Regions from separate parts of the Homo sapiens genome. Here region 2 is linked to region 1. A link is an interaction called in ENCODE POLR2A ChIA-PET data of the cell type or tissue named here. Cell type or tissue: HCT116. All regions are shown on one strand. Each heading gives the region's core, and the rest is flanking DNA. Links, peaks and the distances in the headings are about the cores only.

Region 1 (8,293 bases), core at 2,616-6,615:
ATCGCTACAATAATGCCCTCACCCACATATCCACAGGTCTGAAGCCCACTACCCTCTTAACACGTCACTGCAGGAAACATGGGGTGGCTAGCAGAGGTTCCAGTTGTTTGCTGAAGGTCTGGAGGAGAGAATCATTCAGAGCTGAAATCCTGAGGTAAAGGAACCCAGGAGTCGAAGTGATGAAGAGTGGGAGGCCTCCTTGGAGAGGGCTTCTTCTGTCACACCTCTTTGATGTCCTCCAGGAGGTGGGACATCCAGGCACACCGGCAAAGTGTCATCCTTGTCGTGACCCCCCACTTATCCTTTTTCCTCCTGCATTCTTCTATCAGTGTAATCAGCCCAAACCACAACTGTAACTTCTTCTCCCATAGTTCAGAAACCATCTATGGTTCCCCACTCCTCAAACAATAAAGCCTGTATTCCTTCTGCTATCAGACAGAACAAGCCCTTCACAATAGGAAGTTCCCTTCCCCCTCAACCTGCTTTTCTGTCCTTGGTTCTCAATGATGCCTCCCCCAGCCCCTCCATATCCCTCCTGAGCCCCACCCAAGCAAATAGGAACATGAGCTGGTTCTCTCCCTCTTTTGTCCATGCTCTTTCTTCTACCTCAGATGCCACCATTAGCCTTACCCCATCCCATTTTCTGCGGGTTGGGGTCTTAAAGCCCATCAAGCCAGATTTAATGCCATTTTCTCTAAGGCTTTCATGCTGGACCTCACCATGACTACCGGCAGCACAGTGACTCCTGGAGCATGATTTCTCTGCCTCTGCAACAGGAATTTCTTGTCCCTTCTCTTTACCTGCTGCAGACCAGACCTGCTGGGCTCCATTCTCTTTGGGCACCAGGCTTTGAGTACCCCTGAGTGAGGGGAAGGAGCAGTTCGCAAAGGCTTTGTGGACCAGCTAGTGGCGGACTGCAGAGCATGTGGAGAGTTAGGGTGGATTTGGACACATGTGCCCGGGGGGCGGGGGTTGGGGGAGGCTCCTGTTTGGAGCCCCTCTCCCTCGCCCAACCCAGCAGAATTAAACCCCAGCCCCAGTTCTCCATGGCTCCTGTCTTTATCTTCTTTCTCTGCCTGGGGCAGCAGAAACTGTCCACCTCATTCCCTTAGCAGGAGAAGCTTGGGGTCTTCCTGCCAGCTGAGAGGTCCCCATTCACAGGGGGAGACGCTGGATGGAACTGACTGTGCCCCATGCTGTCCTGGGGGGTTCCCCATATCCATCCCGGGACCCCTGTCAGTGTTATCCAGGCTGCTGTTTTCATTCACCAGGTGCTTCCCTCTTAATAGGGGAAGTCTCTGCAGTTAATATGCTGACAGCCCCACTTCTCCTCTCCCCGGCCAGCCTTCCATATTAGCTACACTGTCCCTCCCACCAGGGATTCCCCAAGCCCTTCACCCGACCCTCCACCATATCCCTTTAGCCCCCAAGACCCTCTCCCTGGCTTCCTCCATTAACTACCCTGACCCTTTTGCACCCCCTCCATGTAGCTGCCCTTCCCCTCCCTGACTCATTGAAGTTCCACCACCAAATCTCCATTAACTATTCTTACCCCCTTTCCCTCTAATTCTCTCACTGAAGGGCCCCCTTTATTTCTCTGACCTCATCCCCCGTTCCCACAGCCATTCCCTGGTCAGACCAGGGCACCTGGCAGTCAAAATCCACAGGGAGAGGGCTTCCACTAGATTTGGCCTCATCCTCAGGCCTCACCACTTTCCCAAGCCGGGCAGGACAGCCCTGCGAGGTGACTGGGCATGCGGGTGGGGGTCGGGTGGGTTCCAGACAGGAAGGAGGCGTGGACTTCAATCTGGAAAGTCTCTGCGGGCCCTTCTCCCTCCCCCTTAGCAAGTCTGGGAACTCTGCCCCAGCCTGGTCCTCGCTCCCCCGCCCTCGCCTCTCCGCGCTTTCATCAGAATTCAATTTCCGCCCGTAAGTGACTCCGCGGGCCCCTGATCCTTCCCTTGATGAATGAGCCGCCCGGCCCGGCCCCGTCCGTCACCGTCACCCTCGCCTCGGCCCGGGCCGCTGCCGCCCCCAGCCCTCGGCCCCTCCGCCAAACGCTGGCCCCGGCCCCCCGCGGCTCCCACCCAGACGCCTGCCGCCTCCAGCCCTCCGGGTTCCTCCCCCACGTCGCCGCAGCCCGCCCCACCCCCACACCCGCGTGGCGTTCTCTGCCCCGTCTCTGTCTCTCTGTGTGACTCTATCTCTCCTTGTCTCTGTGTCTCTCCTTCTCTCTCTCCCCTCGCTCCCGCCCTCCCTCCTTCCTCCTCTCCCTCTCTCCCTCTAACACCTCTATTCATCTCTGGGAGCAACATCATTTATTTTGCACTTCCCAGATAATTTACTTTTTTTCCCTTCTACAGGAATTCTCCATTTCCCTATAAAATGAAAATTCATCTAGAATTACATCTTATGTCATCATTATGTTTATTAAGCGTGGATGATGTATATGAACAGGACGGGCTTGCTGCTGAGTGCTTAATGGTGCATAAGATTAAGCCGAGGCTCTCAGCTGCGCAGCGACTCCCCTCCGGTTCCCATGTTGTCGAGGCATGCTGGGAGTACAAGTTCCGAGCGCACGGCCAGGTGAACGCGCCGCCGCCGCCGTCGCCGCGCGACTCCCCACCCCCCCTAGCCCCCTCCCGCGGGTCCCGACTGGCCCACCCCGGCGGGACTGGTGACGCCGGCGCGGCCTGCGCCTCCCGGAAACCCAGGCAGATAGCCCGGGTGGAAGCGGCCCGGCCCTGGGGTCACCATCGCCCCTCACCCCGGGGTTCGACGGCGGCCCTGGACGTCCCCGGGCCCCCGTCTTCCTCCTGGGCCTTCTCTCTAGTCCCTGGCAGCTGGGAGCGGCCCTCCCGCCCCTGCACTCCTTCCTGTCGCGCTGTGGTTCTGCCCTCTGGTTGTCGCTCCCCTAGCCCTCCCCTCTTTCTCTCTGCAGTGTTTCTTGGGGCTGTTGTCTTTCTGTCTGTCACTCTGCGTCTCGGTCTCTCTGGAGTCCTTCTGCCTCTGTCGCCCTCCCCCGCCTCGCTGTGTCTCCGTGCGGGTGCCCCTGCAGCTCCCTGGCTCGCCCGGCCTGCGTCCGTCGGTCTGTCTGCCTCTCGCGGTCTCCTCGGCTCCCCCCTCCCCCTCTCTCCCCTCTCCCCTCTCCCGGCGCTGGCGGCCACCGCACTGCAGCGCGGCACCAGCAGTCTATGACAAAAACATTATCCTTCTGCTGCTAAACAATCCAATAAACCTCTCCACAGGGAGAAAGTTAACCTCTTGTCTCTTCGGCTGATGCCTTCCCGCCCACGTGACTGCTGCCACAGTAAATTCAAATCATTAGTCTCCTCACCCCATCAAAAAACTTCTATTAGTAATGGAGACCTCGCCGGAGACCTTCCGCGGAGAGCGCTGCCTTCCCAATTCCCAGTGGAAAAATTCTGCGCGAAAAACTAATTCTACTTTTAATAATCTGTCATCAGGACCAGAGGCAGTCATAAATTATATGGGAGCGCGTGCGAGAGCGCGCCACAAGAGGGAAATCAGGGCGAAAAATCAAAGCCCAAGTTTGACAAACTTTCCTGAAGATAAATAATAACTTACAAACAGGATTAGTTGTAAAGTCACGCTCCGGCGCGCAGCCACCGCGGCAATCACGTCTGCCGAGGGCCGCCACCGCGAGGCACCTGTCACCGGCCGCCACCGCTTCCGAGCCTTCCTCCTCGTCCTCCTCCTTGCCTGCCTCCCCTCCTCCTCTTCCTCGCCCTCCAGCCTTCCTCTTCCCTTTTCTGCTCTCCTCCCTCCTCCCCTGCTTCCTCCAAGTTGTCCTCCGCTTCCCCCTGCTCTTCTTTACCCTTCTCCTCCTCTTCCTGCCTCAAACCTCCATCCTTCTCTCCCTGGCCAGCGGGCCGAGGTCCACCGATCCCCAGGGCAGTGGAGCCCCATTCTCCTCTCCCCCATCCCACCTCCAAGGGTCCCCAGCTGCAGGGACCAAGGTCAGAGGAGGGTGAGAGGATTCGCGGGAGTCTCGTTCGCCGGGGCTGTGACCTCGAGTGGGGGCTCGGCGTGTAAAGGGGTGTACGGGAGCGGCCCTTGGCTTCCTGCCTCTGCGGCCTCCCCTGCCTCCCGGCCCCATCCCGTCTCCCTGTCCTCCGCCCTCACCCACCCGGACAGAGGGAGACTGGCGCGGGCAGTGCGTGGGTTGGGGGCACAGCCCGACCCCTAAGTTTATTCGTTGGCGTGGGTGCAGGGTGGCGGCGGGTCCGCTCCGCCCGCCTCGGGTCCCAGCCCCCACCCCCCGGAGCTTCCCTCCCCCACCCCACCCCGCCCCGCCCTCGCCCCGCACAATCTCGGCGCTGACAGCCGAGCAGGTGATAAATGCCGGCGACGCGGGGAAGGAATTGCGCAAAATAAAGAAGCATGTTCCAACAAGTCCTGTCAGGATTGTATTGATTTAATCATCTGCAGAAATACACATTCTGGATTACTGTAGCGTGCCCGGGCCGGGGGAAGGGGCGGGCCGGCCGGCTAGGGCCGCGGCGGGCGGGGCGCAGCGGCGGGCGAAGGGGCGGGCAGAACTGGGGCCCCGCCCCTCGCCCCAGGCCCCGCCCCACCGGCCTTCTGGCCTGGCGAGAAACTGCAGGGCGCTGGGGCTAGGGTTTGGGGGTTCCCTACCTAAGAGGTGCTGCGGAAGGGCTGTTCTGCCCTGCGGGCACCTCCTCCTGCACCCGCCCCCGAGGTGGCCTTGCGAAACTGCTGCACAGGGCGGTCAAGGAATCCTCGAGCTGGACGCGAACCCTAGAGGCGGAGGGTGGGGGGGGTTTGTTGGGGGTGGAAAGAAGATGGAGAGGAAAGGACAGCAGGAGAGCGAAGGCCGCAGATGGGCCCTCCTTCTACCTCTAGAATGTTTTCTGGTGGTTTCCCGCTCCATCATCTCTTGCCAGAGGCAAGACCTCAGCTGCCATGCTTCAGGGTACTTGGAGGAGGTAGGGCACTCCAGTACCACCTCCTGGCGTGGCTGACCTGTGCCTGCAGCTACTTTGGAGGTAGAGGTGGGGATAGATGAGAGCTCATCTCAGCTAACACTTTGTAGGTGCTTCATGAAGGTTAAACAAACCAACAAACATATCTCTGACTTCTGTTCCATAATCCAGGTTGAGTCCCGAGGTGAGGACTTGGGGTAGGATTGGATCTTCATTTGGTTGAAAACCTGGCCCTTTGGAAAAAACAAACAAACAAACAAACAAACAAAATAAACTTACGGGGTGGAGGGTGGCAAAGGGATGGAGAGATTGCACAGCCGCTGAGAGTAGGGGAAGCCAAATGGAAATAGAAGCAGAAATCCATTTATTTAATGATTGATTTATCATATTTTATGTCGTGGAAACCTTCCAACAGCCTTAGAGGTTGTTACTATCAATATCCCCCATTATGCAGATGAGAAAAATGAGGTTCGGAGAGGTTGATTGGCTTAAGATCACAGTGTTGCTAGGTTTGGAAGCTTACCTTGGAGGCCAGGTCTGTCATACTCCAAACCTTCCCCATAGTTATGGGCGTTGGGGGGCAGTGCTGTGGGTTTGAGAACTGTATGGAGGATGGTGGGGAGGCAGGGTGCAAGAATCACAGAGGAACTAGACCCAGTGAGCAGTAAACCTTGTCCATTCCAAAAACACTGGGGTCGAGGGGTGGGCACTGGTGCTTGAACTCTCCCTAGGAGTTTTAAGAACTGTAGAGAGGGACCCTAAGCTGGGGAGGTGGGGGTGAGGGGACCACCAGAGAGTAAAATTAACACCATAATTTCTTTATGTACCATCAGTGTACTAGTCTTAGTTGGGAAGGGAGTGGAGGGACTTTAGAGAAAAGGAAAATCATGAGAGTGAGTAATGTAGACCAGTGAGAGAAGTGGAATTTTATCTGAAATCAGAAATTGTTACCAAAGGTGTGGGGGTTAGGCCACTCATGGTGGGAGAAGGAGACGTCATCATTGGGGTGGCTTTATCAGTGAGAAGCACAGCACCTCCCTGAGTGACCCCTCACTCAATAGAAAACCAAAAAGAATGAACAATAACTGAGAGCACAAGCATGATGGGGAATCATGAAAGACAGACAGACCTTGGGGTCCCAATGGACCACAAGCCAAATTGGAGTAGATGTGAATAACTGAACAAGACTGGGAGTAAGAAACGAAGATGCAATTTATTTCTTTTCATGGGGAGGTGGCTGTAAAATGGGGTAAAATAAAGAGGGGGTGGAGGGAGCAGAGAAGGGAGCAGGGGACTTCCTTCTAAGAGAGATAAGGCATCTGCCACCACCCCATTGTGACTCACCCATTTCTCCCCACCTATACCCATTCTGCCTCCACAAGAGCTTTCCATTCAGTGCCTTCCCCTTGCAAGTCAGCTTTTAGGATTGCCTGTTTTTCATAAGATTACCTTAAAGAGAGCCTGGACTAACCCAAGAACAAGGCACCACATTATCCATTTGCTTGTTTGTTTTGAGACAGAGTCTTGCTCTGTTGCCCAGAGTGGAGTGCAGTAGTGAGATCTTGGCTCACTGCAACCTCTGTCTTCTGGATTCAAGTGATTCTCATGCCTCAGCCTCCCGAGTAGCTGGGATTACAGGCGTGTGCCACCATGCCCGGCTAATTTTTGTATTTTTAGTAGAGATGGGGTTTCACCGTGTTGGCCAGGCTGGTCTCGAACTCCTGACCTCAAGTGATCCACCCACCTCGGCCTCCCAAAGTGCTGGGATCACAGGCGTGAGCCACCATGCCTGGCCACACATTATTATTATATTATTATTATGCGTATTGACTCAGTCCTCATAACCAGTCTATGAGGTGGGCAATAGCATATCTCCATTTGACAGAACAGGAAACGAAGGCGCAGAAAGGTTTATTGATTGGCTCAAAAGTTATACAGTTAGCAGTAATGAAACAATTGAACCCAGATATATAAACCACTGCACTCTTGAGTCCTGCCTGCCGGCTGGACTGAAAGTCAAGGTTCCCCGGGCCTAGCTTCAGTCCTACCATTACTAACCTGTATGACCTTGGCCAAGACCTTTTCCCGTGCTGGGCCTCAGTTTCCACATCTGTGAGAGGGTTGAGCCAATGCCCTCCTAAATTCCTTCCAGACCTCCAACGAAAAGACCCAAAGATCTGTGATCTCTCCCCCAACGACCCGCGCTTCTGACCCCTCCCTCACCCCCTGGTGGTCCAGCCTCAGCCCCAGACCCACGCAGTGCCTCACGCTCGCCTGCCCCGCCCGCTCCCCGCGGGCCTGCGCGTGACTTTAGCGCGCGCGGCTCCGCCCGGAAGGTCACCTCCTTCATCACGGATTCTATTTGCATCCGGAATCGCATGTACATGAAAAATGTGTCCGCGTGCGGCCCCGACTGCAGACGCAGATGAAATTCTGTGCCGAGCCTGATGCGCGGTAACCTTTGCAGATGGCGCCGCTATTGCTGAGAAATGGATTGCTTAATAAAGCGTATCATCCGGCATATTTGCTGCTTGGCTAGCCAAATAGAAGTTGTTTTTTGCACAAATTTCCTTGTCAAATTTGTCAATGTTCATGTCATTTTTGCTTTAGGTCACAGAGCAAGGTGCAAATTCCTGGCATCTTTACTAGTTGCAGCCAATTTCGGCGATTTCGGCGGTGACGGGGATTCTCAGAGGAGCCGCGTGCCCGTGCGCTCCCGCCTGTCGGCCCCAGAGAGCGCAGCCCTGACACCTCCTCCCGGAAGCCCGCCGGCCCGACCCTGGTTTGGAAGGAGAGGCTCAGGGAGTGGGACAGAGGGTATCTCTCTTTCCCCAGCGTCCACCCCCAGACGCCTCCTACCCCCAACCAGGGAGGTTAGAGGGGCAGATGGGAGTACGAGGCTTACACCCAGCTCTCCTATGCCACTTCCTCTCCCTAAGACGTGGCCTTTTCCCCATCTTCCTTTGACTCCTTGAGTTTCCAGTGGAAACGGAGGAATCTGTGGGAAGGGGAGCCCTCTTCTTGTCCTTTCATGAGAAATTTCAGCTCCCAGGGCCCCAAGACCCCACCCACACTCCATTCCAAAGCCAGATTAACCTATCTCCACCTTAGGAGAGGTTTACTGAAGGAAGGCAGTGGGTGGGAGAACGTTGTCCAGTTCCCTCCTTCCACACACTCCAGACCCACTTTGAGGGAGAGTAGTGGACAAACAGGTATATGAGGTATGGGAGCGGGGTAGGAGGGGATAGGTGAGAACACAAACAAGCAGGCTTTCTTGGGAGATCTTTTCCTCCCATTTGAGTTTCAATCACTCGGGCTGGGCTGGG
Region 2 (4,468 bases), core at 469-4,468, 180 kb after region 1:
GAGTTAGAGAGACCGGACAAAGTTTGGGGGCTCCTCTCCAATTTGGGGTTTTCTCTTAAACTTGTGAGGTCAGGATGTGTAGCCAAGGATGAAGCCACAATTGGGGTGTTCTATGGTACCCCAAGCCCTTGCATTGGTACCATCTAGGGTCAATATTCACCCCAACTCAAACCCCCTCCTCCCCCTCATCCCGTCCCCCCTAGTCCATATCCCCACCCCCTACCCCCAACACCCGCACTGTCAGCCCAAACACATGATAAATTGCCCTGTCAACAGAATTCATTCAGGGACCAATTAATTCCACAGAAATGAACCAGGAGCCATCAGTTGCTGAAAAACTCAGAGTGCAGGGGGCGGAGGAGGGGGTACAGGCAGGGGGTGGGCAGCAGGGGAGGGGATGGGGAGGTTGGGGAAGTTAGTCTGACAGAAATTGGTCATTTAATGCTTAAGTGCACGCTAGACAGCCCTGTCATCGCCCGCGGCCCCCGTGCGGGATTAATTATCGGAGGAGGAGAGGGCAGCCCAGCCCAACCTAGCCGTCTGTCACCAACCAATGCTGGAGTCACCCAAGCCTTGGGCCACCCTGGGTCCCCTTCCAAGCCTCCAGGCCTCCTGCTCCTCTGACTTTCAGGTCCCCCCAGATCCCAGTCGTAGGCCCAACCTCCTATCTTGGCCCCTCAGCCACATTTAGTCATGGCCTTGCCATCAGCTAGTCCAACCAGGAAGACTTCTTCAACCCCTTGACTGGGTGAGGCCCAAACTCCCCACACTCCCCTGTCATTATTCTCAAACATCCTAGGTGAACATGTGTGCAGAACCCAAGGCACAATTTTGTCCCATCCATTGATCCTAATCTGAGAGAACAGCACCATCATCCACTCCATGGCTCAAGCCAGAATCCCATCATTATCCTTGACTCCTCCCACTCCCTCATCTCTCCCATCCAATCAAAATCCAAATCCTGAGAGTTCAGCCTCCTGTAAATACATCACATCTGGTCCACTTGCTTCTAGCTCTCTGCCACCAGTCAAGGCTGAGCCATCATCTGCTCTGCCTGCTCTCCTGATTCAGGCTCTTGCTTGTGGCTAATGTTATTTTTTTTTTAATGCAAATAACATCCTGCTGCACTGCCTCCCTCCCTGATACTAACATCCAGCTTAACACTCTTCTGGGGATCATCATGGGCCTGCAAGAGATCAAGTTCAAACCCTTGACTTACAAGCCACGAAGCTTCAGCCTGTGCCCTGGCCTTGCCTCCAGCATGCTCCTTTGCTCTCTGCTCCAGCCCCACTGCCCCTCCCTTCTGACCTTTGCACAGGCTGTTCTCTCAGCATGAAGTACTCCTACCCTGCAATCCCCACGTTCACTTGACTAACTCCTGATGATCCTTAAGATCGCAGATTAAATGTCACCTCCACCAGGAAGCCCTCCCTGACTGCTTGATATGCTTTTACAGCTCCTCAAATTTTTTCATTCATCAACATGTCATCTGGCAAGTACTTGTGCATTATCTGTCTTTCCACAAAAATGTTAAGTTTCACAAGAGTGGAGTCAATGTCTTTTTTCTCAGAGCCTGGCATTTAATGGATACCAGAATAAATGTACTGAATGAAGAATTGCCTAGCCCTGTCTTGGCTCTCCCCCTTGTCTGAGGCCAAGTTCCCCAGTGTCAGAACTCTCTTGATAGCCCAAGACAAGCTGGGTTGGCTAGAGGCTGAGAAACCCTCAGAGAATATTTGTGAGCCCATCAAACTGACCCAAATCAGCTGTGCCTTGTGGGCTCAGACGAGGGAGAGGCTGCTGAGGGCTGCAGAGTAGAATGGCAGAGAGAATGGTTAGGAGGACTTCCCAGAAGAGTAGGGAAGTGGGGTCTGAAAGAAGCAGGCTCTGTGCAAACATGGGCTGGCTGAAGCATGGGGTTGTTCAAGGGAGAAGTAATAGTTGGAAATATTGGGTAATAGTTGGAAAGGGAACTTTCCAAAACTGATACTCATATATTTGCTGGAGGTTGAACTGACAAGACTTGGGTACTGACTGGATGAGAGAGATGAGGGCCAGGGAGACCAGTTTGTGAAGGGCAATCAATGCCAGACTGTTTGACCATTTTCCTATCCTTAACTGGGGGGAGGGCACTGACTACTTCTAAGGTGACCTGATGCAAAGTTTTATTTACAAGTTAATTCTAGCTGCCAGACAAGGTGGTTGAAGGGAAAGTTTGAGGCAGGGAGACTATTAGAAGGCTAGTGCAATGATGAGATGGGGGATGAAATGGAGTGAGAGTGAGAGAGAGAGAGAGATGCAGGTTGACCTGTGGAAGGAAGATCTGTGATAAGGAAGTCTCCCTGAGGGACAGAGGGGGACAGGTAAGCTGGGTGGGCTCCATCTCCAAGTGTCTGGCCCAAGAAGGCCTGGTGGTAGCCTCACTGAGGTAGCATATCTGGACTTGGCTGCCAATTGGTTATGAAGGTGAGGAGGAGAGATAGGGCAAAGATGATTGCCTCCAAGGGTGTTCCAAGAGCCTGGCAGCTGATGGGCCACCAGCAGAGGTAAGAAGAGACGCTAACTTGGGGCTAGAGATCATGACATGCCTTTGCATATTGAGTATTTGTGCCTGAGTTTGACATGCCAGGGCATGATGGCCAATAGACAGAATTACAGGGAAGTAGCTCAGGGGAGTAAATTGGCCTCTGGATGTAGAATGGGGAGATATACCCTCCTGCCCCACTCTCCTAGTCTCCAGTTTTGCATTGCAGTTTGGATGGGCCAATTTAATTCTGTAACAAAGTAACAGTATAGTATTAACCCAAAATAATCCTATAATACCATAGCACAGTAAAGATGATGTATCACTGCCAAGATACAAGTGATAGTGTAGTGTAGGGCTGTAACGATGTAATCCAAAAACAGTATAACCATATGGCAATTTGCTACTGTCAGCCAGGAAATGATGGGTCGGTGCACTATAGGTTAACAGTACTGGGCTATAATGAGGTAACCATGTAATCAGTGATATTGTAGTGTTGAAATGACTGTAACAAGGCACACAACCCAGCAACTTGATATGACAATCTGACAGTGTAATTGTGTTAACTTAGTAATGGTTACCGATATAATGATGCAATCACATGATGGCAGAGTGTGGTAATGATGTCACATGATCATAAAACCTCAAAGGCAGTGGAAGGGAAGAGGATGGAGCTCTTAACCTAAGCCCCAGGGCTCTGAGAATAGAGTAAGAAAGCCCTTTCCAAGTTTAAAAGGAAGCTTCCTCAGGATGCTGCAGAGGCTGGAAGAAGCTTCTGGAAGGATGTTGCAGCCTGGGATAGGAAAGAGCTCAGCCGAGAAAGAAAACTGGGGGCTGGGCACAGTGGCTGACGCCTGTAACCCCAGTACTTTGGAAGGCTGAGGCAGGTGGATCACTTGAGATCAGGAGTTCAAGATCAGCCTGGCCAAACATGGTGAAATCCTGTCTCTACTAAAAAATACAAAAATTAGCCAGGTGTGGTGGTGCACGCCTGTAATCCCAGCTACTCAGGAGGCTGAGGCACTAGAATCACTTAACTCAGGAGGCGGAGGTTACAGTAAGCCGAGTTCGTGCCATTGCACTCTAGCCTAGGTGACAGAGTGAGTGAGACTCTAAAAACAAAAAAAAAGGAAGGAAGGAAGGAAGGAAGGAAGGAAGGAAGGGAGGGAGGGAGGGAGGGAGGGAGGGAGGAAGGGAAGGAAGGAAGGAGAAAGGAAAGGAAAGGGAAGGGAAGGGGAAAAGAAAAGAAGGAAGGCAAGAAGTGGTGGTGGCTTTGCAGAACAGGACATAGCTCTGTTAGGCTGGCCAGGATCAAAGCAAGCCAGCCCCCAACTGTGGATACTATCTGAGCAGCCCTGACCCCTTTCAGTGCTCTTGACTGTTCACTTAGCCTGAGAGGTGTCTGCTCCTTCAGGAGCTGAAATAGGGCAAATCATATTCAGTACTTGTAAGATTCTTGGAATCATCACATTGACAAGAATATAAAAGAAAACCCAGAGTAACACAATTGAAAACAACTCACATATCTGATCTTTACTATGTGCTGGGCACTGTTCTTCTGCAGATTATTCACCATAACCCAAGGAAGAAGGTTTTATCTTATTCGTTTTACAGATGAAGACAATGAGACCCAGAGAGATTAAACATATTTGTCTAAAGTCACATAGCAAGTAAAGGGCAGAGCTGGAATTCAGACTCAGATCCACATCTGCCTTTAAAGCACATTCTTGCTCTTGTCATTGGGTATCTGCTTTTAGAAGTGTGTGACAAACCAGTGAGAAAAAAACCAGGGAGCAGGTTGAGCCAAAGGATAAACAAGTGACATATTCCTAGACATACATTTTTTAAAAGGTCAATATTAAGGTGGATTAAAATGTGTGTAATGGGCAAGTGTTTAAGAAAGAAAGGATGGATATGAATATATATTCTTATTTGCTTACATTT

The links. Peaks named below come from ENCODE experiments on the same cell type or tissue, not always from the same donor. Only the 100,000 strongest peaks of a DNase experiment are listed, where the experiment ranks them.
Region 2: POLR2A ChIA-PET joins it to region 1 with 5 read pairs; 3 of 35 experiments call an interaction of 5 or more read pairs at or near these places.

What each region holds. Positions count from the first base shown.
Region 1 is chr10:100,652,169-100,660,461 of GRCh38, forward strand. No RefSeq gene overlaps it. Among named protein-coding and RNA genes, the nearest start is that of PAX2, 89 kb to the right of the region's middle. In HCT116, for the core only: no CTCF peak of the experiment used is centred there; a DNase peak (open chromatin) is centred at 4,562; H3K4me3 peaks cover 544 bases.
Region 2 is chr10:100,836,149-100,840,616 of GRCh38, forward strand. No RefSeq gene overlaps it. Among named protein-coding and RNA genes, the nearest start is that of SLF2, 75 kb to the right of the region's middle. In HCT116, for the core only: no CTCF peak of the experiment used is centred there; no DNase peak of the experiment used is centred there; H3K27me3 peaks cover 492 bases.